2 separate regions of the Homo sapiens genome follow, and region 1 is linked to region 2. Evidence: chromatin contacts called from ENCODE Hi-C data. All regions are on one chromosome and are shown on one strand. The core of a region is the stretch at or near the end of the contact, and the rest is flanking DNA. Distances in the headings are between cores, read along the strand shown.

Region 1 (5,147 bases), core at 774-3,273, 2.0 Mb before region 2:
CAATCTTGGCTCACCGCAACCTCTGCCTCTCGGGTTCAAGAGATTCTCCTGCCTCAGCCTCCTGAGTAGCTGGGATTACAGGCATGCACCACTATGCCTGGCTAATTTTGTATTTTTTTAGTAGAAACGGGATTTCTCCATGTTGGTCAGCCTGGTCCTGAACTCCCGACCTCAGGTGATCCGCCTGCCTCAGCCTCCCAAAGTCCTAGGATTACAGGTGTGATCCACCGCACCCAGCCAAAGGTCTTACCTCTTAAAGGTCCTATCTTTTAATACTGTTGCAATGACAGTTAAATTTCAACATGAGTTTTAGAGGAAACATTCAAACCATAGCACCCAATTTTGTAATTTTTAAACCTCTGGTGGTTTTATTTTATTCCTTGACATCCCTAATATTTGAATATCCAGGTCTATTGATGTTTTACCTTCTAAATATTTATCATATGCATTCCAAGTACCGTGAATCTGGTTCAACATGGACACATAGAGGGGAACTACACACACTGGGGCCTATTGGAGGATGGAAGGTGGGAGGAGGAAGAGTATCAGGAAAAATAACTAATGGATACTAGGCTTAATACCTGGCTGATGAAATAATGTGTACAACAAACCCCATGACACATATTTACCTATGTAACAAACCTGCACATTGTGCATATGTACCCCTGAACTTAAAACTTAAAAAAAAAAAATCTGGTTCAAATTGCCATGTCTTTAGGTTGTGGTAAATTTTTCCTAACTGGTTTCCATGTTGCTAACTTTATGCCTTAACTACTGTCTTAAATCTCTATGTTGGGTAGAAATTATATTCAAGATTCTAAACCACTTAACTAATCGGTGCCCTTTAAGAACTGCCTTTATTCCTCAGACATAAGTTTAAGATGCTAGGTGCCAGATCAAGAGAACCTCGTGTCTCATATTAACTCCTTGTCACCTTTAACTGAACTGCCACGTCTAGTCTTATAACTTATTTTCTGGTGGTACTGAATTACTCATAGTCCTCTGTGAAAACATGCCACAGCCTTCATGTAAACCACTCCTTGCTATTCCTTGTTTTATATGAGCTTAGTTGTAGAGGATGAATATAATTTAGCCAGGTGTTGTGTCAGGCAGGATCCCAACAGGAAACAGATGGCATACACGAATTAGGATCATTTAAGGAGGGTTTATTTACAAAGGGTTTAATTAAAGCATAGGTGGGGTGAAGAGGACTACAAGAGAGTGCAGGAACCCAAGACTAGAAGCAGCTACTACTACCACTAGGCTAGAAGAGATGAGGGGAAGGAAAGGTTGCTGGAAACTAGAATGAGAGAGAATCCTGTAGAGCAGGCCCATTGAGAGGAACAGATCTTCCGCAACAGGGCCAGGCCAAGGCAACATCACAGGAGGGAGTCCTGGGAATAAAAGCCTGAGCACATTTACCTATTTCCTTGTCATCTTGCCAACATTTTCACAGGTGCCTTTATCTTCTGGCTTCCAATCTATACAGATCAGCATCTCTGGACAGGGAGAGGTAAGGAAAAGGGTAGAAAAAGTAGATCTGGAGGGGAAAGGAAAATACCCAACGTGGGCTCATTCCAAAAACCTTGGGCCTTGATCTTTTGTTTTTCCTCATGTAAGCGCATATATTTAATCTCTCTTACTAGACTATGTCTCAAGGAAAGAGATTGCTTTACCCAGCTTTGGGTCCACAGAGCCCCAAACATAGGAAGTTTCATTGAGTTTAACTGGCCAGGTTCACCTATATCTTTTCCTATCCTTCCCTTGCCTTTGGAAGCACCCTTTCTTGAATTATTGCCTCTTGATTACCTTGTGCTTGGTGTGTCTCTCTTGGCCCCAGGCATGGTGTTACTACACTAGGCTTCATCTTGAATTGAGGTGGGGACCCTGGCAATCAAAGCCAACTTCTGCCAGATGCCCAGGAGAGTGAAGAGAAGAAAGCAGAAGGTCTTTTCCACGAGGTGGTCTTTTGCTGCCACCTTCTGGCATCCTTTCACTACACCCCAGATTCTCAGGAAATTGAATCAAGTCACACCTCCCCAGGGGAGGTGGGCCCAGGGGGAGTGAAAGAAGCAGACCTTACTCAAAGACAAGAAGGCTCAGCTGGCCCTGGTCTCCTGTTGGTTAGAGGGCAGCAAAAGCTAGCATTTCAAGAAGCAATAAAATACAATTTTTCTAGTCTTTAGATGCCGAAACCTAAACTTTGGTTTCATCCTCTTACTACAGCTCTAATTCAAAAAAAAAAAAAAAAAAAAAGAAATGCCAGCGACAGCCACCTCTTTGCCTCTCCACCAACTTCTGTACAACTGCCAGCACAGATATGGAGATATCCTACTTCTCTGCCATGCTTGGAGTGGTTGCCCAAAGGGCAGGAACTGACTTATAGGTTTTTAATTTTTTTATGTGTGGTTATATATATATATATAAACATAAAGCCATTGTAACTATTTTTAAGTGTGTAATTCAGTAGCATTAAGTACATTCACATTGTTGTGCAACCATTGCCACCATCCATCTCTAGAACTTCCTTATCATCCTAAACAGAAAATCTCTACCCATTAAACAATAACTCCTCATTCTTCCTACCCCCAGCTCCAGTAAACTCTATTCTACTTTCTGTCTTTATGAATTTGCCTATTCTAGGTACTATATAGAAGTGGGATTATACAATATTTGTCCTTTTATGACTGGCTTATTTCACTTAGTATAATGTCCTCAAGATTCATCAATGTTGTAGCATGTATCAGAATTTCATTCCTTTTTATAGCTGAGTAATATTCCATTGTATGTATATAAATGTGCAGAAAATATTGAAGGATACAATAAATAGCAAAAAATAAATGGTATAAAAATGTTAGAGAGATTAAGAAATTTTAATAACTGAAATTGCAGTTATAGTTAAACTTCCTTTATTCCCCTTCCCAATCCTATTCTCCCTCCTCCCTCCCTAAAGGTAATCACTACCCTGAAGTTGATGGGTTTCTTCCCATTTTATATTTTTATATTATATGTTTAGTTTTCCAAAACAATATATAGTATTCTCTTGTGTTTTTATATTCAATAAATAGCATACTCTATGTGACATTCTGAAGTTTCCATGTCTCACTGTTGTTTTCAAGATTTATCCATGTTGATGCATGTGGTTCTAGTGCATTTCATTTTACTGTTTTATCCTTTTAAGTATGTGCATGTGACATATTAGCCATCATCCTATTGCTGAACATTTAGGATGTTTCCAGGTTTTTTTTTTTTTTGCTGTTACAAATAATGCTGCCATGTATTATTTGTATCCTTACCACATTTCTTTGAGCACAGGCTTTTCCTGGGGTCTGGAATACATACCCTGAACTAGAATTGCTGAGCTACAGGCCATGCACATCATCACTTTTACCAGATTCTGCTAAATGTCTATTGGTACAGCAAAATAGCACTTCAAATTTGGACAGCAGTGTTTGAAAGTCCCAATTTTTCCATACTCATCTCCAATTAGTATTATCAGTCTTTTTACTATTTCTCAGTCTGTTGGATAAAAATGGTATAATGGTATCTAATTGCTTCAGTTTTCATTTCTTTGGTTTTTAGGGGAGATAAGCATCTTTAGTATGTTTATTAGTCATTTGGAGTTTCTTATCTATAAAAATTCTAAGACTCATTTATATTTTAGAGTTTGAAGGAGTTCTAAAACCTATCCGCCCAATGAAAACTTATTATGGGTGTTTACCTATTTCCTTTATGAAGGCTTATTTATGGGTGTTTACCTATTTCCTTTTAGTGAGAGAACTTCAATTTCATGTTTCAGGGCTTGCTGCCACCAGATGTCAGCACTGTACCATAATCTCAGAGCCCAGCTTTGCCGGAAACGTGTTTTCCGTGATTCAAGATGGTGGGTCTTAATCATGTTTGGTAATACAATTGGATTTCTGCACATTTGTGCAAATAACTTGTAAAAATTCAAATATACTTAAGTAAATTATATTCTTTAGAACAAAGTTTTAAAGCAAGTTGAGCCCTGAGTCTAAATATCTGCATACATATTAGATTTCTGATTTCTACTGTGTCAATCTTAAAATTAGATGGTAACAAAATGTTAAAGCCAACATCTTTCGAATGATTATGTGCAGAGAACTGAGCTAAGCGCTTTTGACATATAGCCACGTGATTCTTACTGCAGTTATGTAAGGCAGGCGTCCTCACCTCATCTATCAAAAAGGGATAACTGAGACATAGAGAGGTTAAGTCAGTTGCTCACTAGCACACAGCTAGTTAAATGTCACATCTAAGGTCTTTCAACACAGGCAGGTTGCTTTCAAAGTCTGTATTCCCTGCTATTATGCTACTCTGGCTCTCAACATATGGAATTCTGCAATCAGCCTGTGTCCAAATCCCCTAGGGAGTTTGTGCTTAGGGATAAGAATAAACTTGAGCTAACAAGGGGGAATCCTTTCTAAAACTGTCTCCTGGTGGTGGAGGCGCATCTGCTTATTTCTGAGGTCAGCTGTATCTTCTAGTAAGAAGGCTTTTTTTCTTTTTTTAATCTTCCTTCTTTCAAAATCAGTTTCTAAAATAATAACCCAATTTTTTTTTTCACTCTGCCTCTTGGCAAACTTTCTCTGAATTTTACAGCATCCAACAAAAAATACCTGTGTGCTAATGCTGTATGTGTCAGGGTATTTTCCAGCGTATTTGCCACCTTCCCGTTAGTACCTATGCTCACAATATACCTTCACTTGGAAAGAAGACATTGCCTTGTCTCTCTGCTTCTTATCTTTTGTGCTCACAACAGATTAGCACCAGGCGGATAACAGATATAAGAGGGTGTGGTCTAAATACTAGAGAGAAGTAGAGACACCTGACCCCTGCCTTCAAGCTTCGGAGTGCTCACTCCTCACTTTTCACCCCCATTGTCCAGTCACTGTGTTTCACTAAACATGGGGCAATATGATCTCTGCATGGGTAGCAAGAGTCTGTCTGTGAGCTTCTTGCCTCTGCTCAGTGGAGCTAGGGGTCACCAGGTTTCCCCTTCGATGAAAGATCAAGAAGTCTCTTGGGAAATAACTCCTCCAAACAAAGTGGATTGTCTCAACTGTCCTTCCTAATAACAATGCCCATGTTAATCGGGGTTGGGATGATTTTGAGTATTAACATGT
Region 2 (3,987 bases), core at 212-2,711:
AACACTCTCCTTTTATCCTTTATCTCCTGTTTCTTACCAAGCAGATGATTAAAGAAAACCTTTTCAGTGTTTGTACATGTGAACTAGTTTCTCACTGACCTCAACTCTCCTGACATCAGCAGTGTCAGAAACCTCTTTCCTGTTGAGCTGAGTCATAGCCAGCTGTCGTGGATTTCTCTACAGCATAGAAGGGAGGAAAGCCACGGTAGACCAGGCCATTTTTGACCATACATATCCAAAATCTGTATTCAAATTAGGCTTTGGATTTTTTAAAAAGGCAAAATGACAGCCTTTGCCTATGTTCATTGTCATAGCAAGCAGACAGAGGTGTTTGGGGCCTCTGATCCCTTTTCCCACTGCAGTGTAGTAGCACCCAGGTTATGAATACCTATTAAGTATGAAATAAGCTTCACAGACTCACCAAACATTTTTTTTTCTTTTTTTTGAGACGGAGTTTTGCTCTTGTTGCCCAGGCTGGAGTGCAATGGCGTGATCTCAGCTCACTGCAACCTCTGCCCCCCGAGTTCAAGGGATTCTCCTGCCTCAGCCTCCCAAGTAGCTGGGATTACAGGCATGCGCTACCACACCCTGCTAATGTTTGCATTTTTAGTAGAGACGGGGTTTCTCCATGTTGGCCAGGCTGGTCTCGAACTCCCGACCTCAGGTGATCCACCAGCCTTGGCCTCCCAAAGTACCGGGATGACAGGTGTGAGCCACCACTCCCAGCCCAAAATTTTTTTTTAAAAAAAAGCCAAAATTAATAAGCAAAAAGTGGCTGGGTGCGGTGGCTCATGCCTGTAATCCCAGCACTTTGGGAGGCCAAGGTGGGTGAATCACCTGAAGTCGGGAGTTTGAGACCAGCCTGGCCAACATGGTGAAACCCCGTCTCTACTAAAAATACAAACATTAGCAAGGCATGGTGGCGCGTGCCTATAATCCCAGCTACCCGGGAGGCTGAGGCAGGAGAATCACTGGAACCTGGAAGGCAGAGTTTGCAGTGAGCCGAGATGGTGCCACTGCACTGCAGCCTGGATGACAGAGCGAGACTCTGTCTCAAAAAAATAAATAAATAAAAAATTTTTAAAAGTAAAAAGCATATTCTATGGGGTACACCATTATAATGTGGCATACTCAATGTAATTTTTATGTAATTACCTAGTCTATTGTCTAATTCAATGTATATTCACTTTTGAAAGGCATGTCACTTAGAAAGTTTTGTATTCACATCTATAAAAAGGTGACCATTGAAGATCTGTGAGACCATTGCTGTATGAGCAAAAGGCAATTGGCTGCTGGGCTTTTCCCAGGAACTTACTCTACTGTTAACTCGAGCAGTCCCTGCTTCATGACTACATTTCATTTTCCGGCTATGTGCTCTCAGATGGCTTGTGCTAATTGCCCCCATGTGTTTTGAGTGGCTTCTTACATGGTTTTGTGAACAATTGTTTGTAAGAAAACTTTTCTTTCTTTCCCACCACCCCCCCTCCAGAGGGAAATGCGGGGGAGTATTACCTTCAAGATTGTGCCAAGTTACCGCACTCAGTCTTCGTCCTGTGAGGTAATGACTCTAACAAACCACCCCCATCTGCTCTGAGTTCTTAACTAACTGTCTGCTGATGGCTGTATGTTTTTGCTTTCTGGGAAATTGTTTCTGCCTGTGCTGTTAGATCACTGCACACCAATTTTACAACAAAGATAACGGAACAGAGTAGGTCCCATCCACCTACTCAGCCCTGCTTCCATGTGGATCTCCTCAGCACTTTGAACTTTTTGCAGGCTGAAATCTGAGCAAAATGTAGAGAAGTTACAAATGATGACATAAGGCTTAATAAGGAAAAAACGGAGTGTCTGAGGGAAAAAAACTAAAGGCCATAATTGCAGTAATATTTCCAGGAAGTTCATTCACTTCCCTTGTTAAGAAATCACATAGATAGTTCTTCTTTCTAAGGATCTGAGAAGTGATCTATTTCTGTTGAGATACAGTTGTTCATACAATTGTGACAGGTCTCTAGATGGAAGTTAAGTCTGCAATGAATTGATAATTGACTTCACTAGAGGGAAATAGGCTTTTGCAACCTTTTGTAAAACTGTTTAAATTTAGAATGGTATGTGATCTGTAAACAAGTAAGTTTTCTAGAGTAATACAGCCCCAAAGTTTCTTTCTTAAAATAGGCTTATCCTGTAGAAATTATAGTTCTTCCAACCTATATTATTCAGTTTTGTGTTGGTTGTTAAATGAGATTCAAAAATCTATTCTTTTTGTATTGGAAATATAAATGGGCATAAATGATATCATCCTTTGGTCATTGCACGTTCAGCTCGAGTGTTATTTATTGAAGCTTGTTCTTTCATGTGCATCTTCCGAGAGTATGTGCATCAATATGAAGTACACACTTCCTAAAGTTTATTTTTAAGACTGACAGGTAACTTATTGGATTTGTACTTAGGAGAACCTGAGAGAGAATTGTAATACTTCTAGTCTCTAGTGATGGTGTAAATTTCATAAGAAAAATCAGAGGCTTCATATTTTTTAAAAGCCTATTGAAGATACATATTAAAATGTATAGTTTTGTCAAGTATATTTTTGGTGAGCCATGGCAATTGAGGTGTCCGTTGTAACGGGTCTTGAGCTCCTCTTGGTGGCTTTTTATGGAACTTCAATTAATAGTATATTTCAAAAGAAAATGCAGAATTGCTTCTGTTCCAGGATTCAGAGTATTGAAATTTGTTACCTAGAACACAAACTTTGCTGGGAAACAAAGAATGTCACACTTAACATTCTATGTAAATAATTTTAATATTCCAGAGTTACAGATGTCCTTATATCATTTCTCATCTGTTGAAGAAATTTAGTAAATACAATTGACTTTTGTCTTTTTGGCTAACTAACCAGAAGGTACTGTTAGTTATTAATACAACATAAGTTTCTCTTTTTTTTTTTAAATGGTCGAACTAGTTTGGGGTGGAACCAGTATCATAGATGTAAATTCTATGTTCTTGAGTAAGAAGAACCCCTCTTACCTTCTTTGCCTTTGAATAGTAGAAAAAATAATGATACTTCTCTCCTAGCTCCACCTCCAGCCTTTTTGGCCCTCCTGTTCCCTGGCAGAATTCAAGCTTGTGGTTGGACTCTTCCCAGCTAGGGCAATACTTCAAAAAAAAAAAAAGAAGGCTCTCTGGCCACCTGCATCTGCATCCCCCAGGTCCTTGGTTAAAGAGTAGACCCCTGCCCCTCACCCTGGCTCTACTGACTTGAGTCTCTGCGGGTGGCACCTGGAGATCAGTCTTGCTCACTAACATATGAGAATGCTCTTCTAAGGGATCTCATTACCTTTAAGGCTGACAGGTTCTAGAAATGCTCTTAAGTCATCTGGGGAAAAAAAATGTCTTTTAAAAAGACATGCACATTTCTAAGGCTTAAAAGAACTCTACAGAAGCAAAAATTAAAAAGTACTTATTTCCTTCCTCTCCTTGTTCTTATCGTTAAAGTTGATTTGGACACTAAGGGAATGGAGCCTGGAAAATATTTTGAGTGTATAGAATAGTAGAGAGAAAGCAAGCGATAGAGGAGCCTGGATATAGGAAGAGTGGCTGTGGCTCCTAGGATCTTTGCTGGAAGTGTAATATTGTTATAGGCTTGAGATTATTGTTTTAATCAATCTGCTAAAATAGTCTTAAAAAAAGAGTTCTTCTCTGATGTATATCTCTTTTACCCTTACTAGTAATAATATTTATTCTATAATAGAAAGATTCTGAGGTGATTGTAACATGTGAAATCTTAGGTTTGTTTCTCTTCAGATTGGGTCAGTTAGTAACTCTTGACACAGGTACTAAAAATTATTAAATACTTTTCAAACCTAATCTTTAATAAAAATTAGGCAGTTGGGATCTTCAGCACGATAATTTATGGTAATGTTTGTCATCTTATACTTGATAGGGTTTTAATATCAAGTCACTCTTCTGGGTCTCATTAAAAGAAAGAAAAGG

The links. A loop is a pair of places that touch in the nucleus more often than their neighbours do. Pooled maps may share reads with other maps.
Region 1: a loop to region 2 is called in a map of endothelial cell of umbilical vein, with 22 times the contacts of the local background. The contact joins two enhancer-like sites. A Hi-C loop is called at or near these places in 13 of 168 maps with a recorded cell type or tissue (A673, B cell, CD4-positive, alpha-beta T cell and 7 more), 10 of 37 single-sample maps with no recorded cell type and 26 of 50 pooled maps.

Annotation. Positions count from the first base shown.
Region 1 is chrX:43,556,692-43,561,838 of GRCh38, reverse strand. No RefSeq gene overlaps it. Among named protein-coding and RNA genes, the nearest start is that of MAOA, 97 kb to the left of the region's middle. Within about 2 kb of position 2,023, at least 3 of the 41 ENCODE cell types and tissues checked have a DNase peak (open chromatin) inside an H3K27ac peak, as active enhancers do.
Region 2 is chrX:41,557,350-41,561,336 of GRCh38, reverse strand. It overlaps CASK (calcium/calmodulin dependent serine protein kinase), which reads left to right. Exons shown (of 27, transcript NM_001367721.1): 18 at 1,490-1,558. Among named protein-coding and RNA genes, the nearest start is that of CASK-AS1, 42 kb to the right of the region's middle. Within about 2 kb of position 1,461, at least 5 of the 41 ENCODE cell types and tissues checked have a DNase peak (open chromatin) inside an H3K27ac peak, as active enhancers do.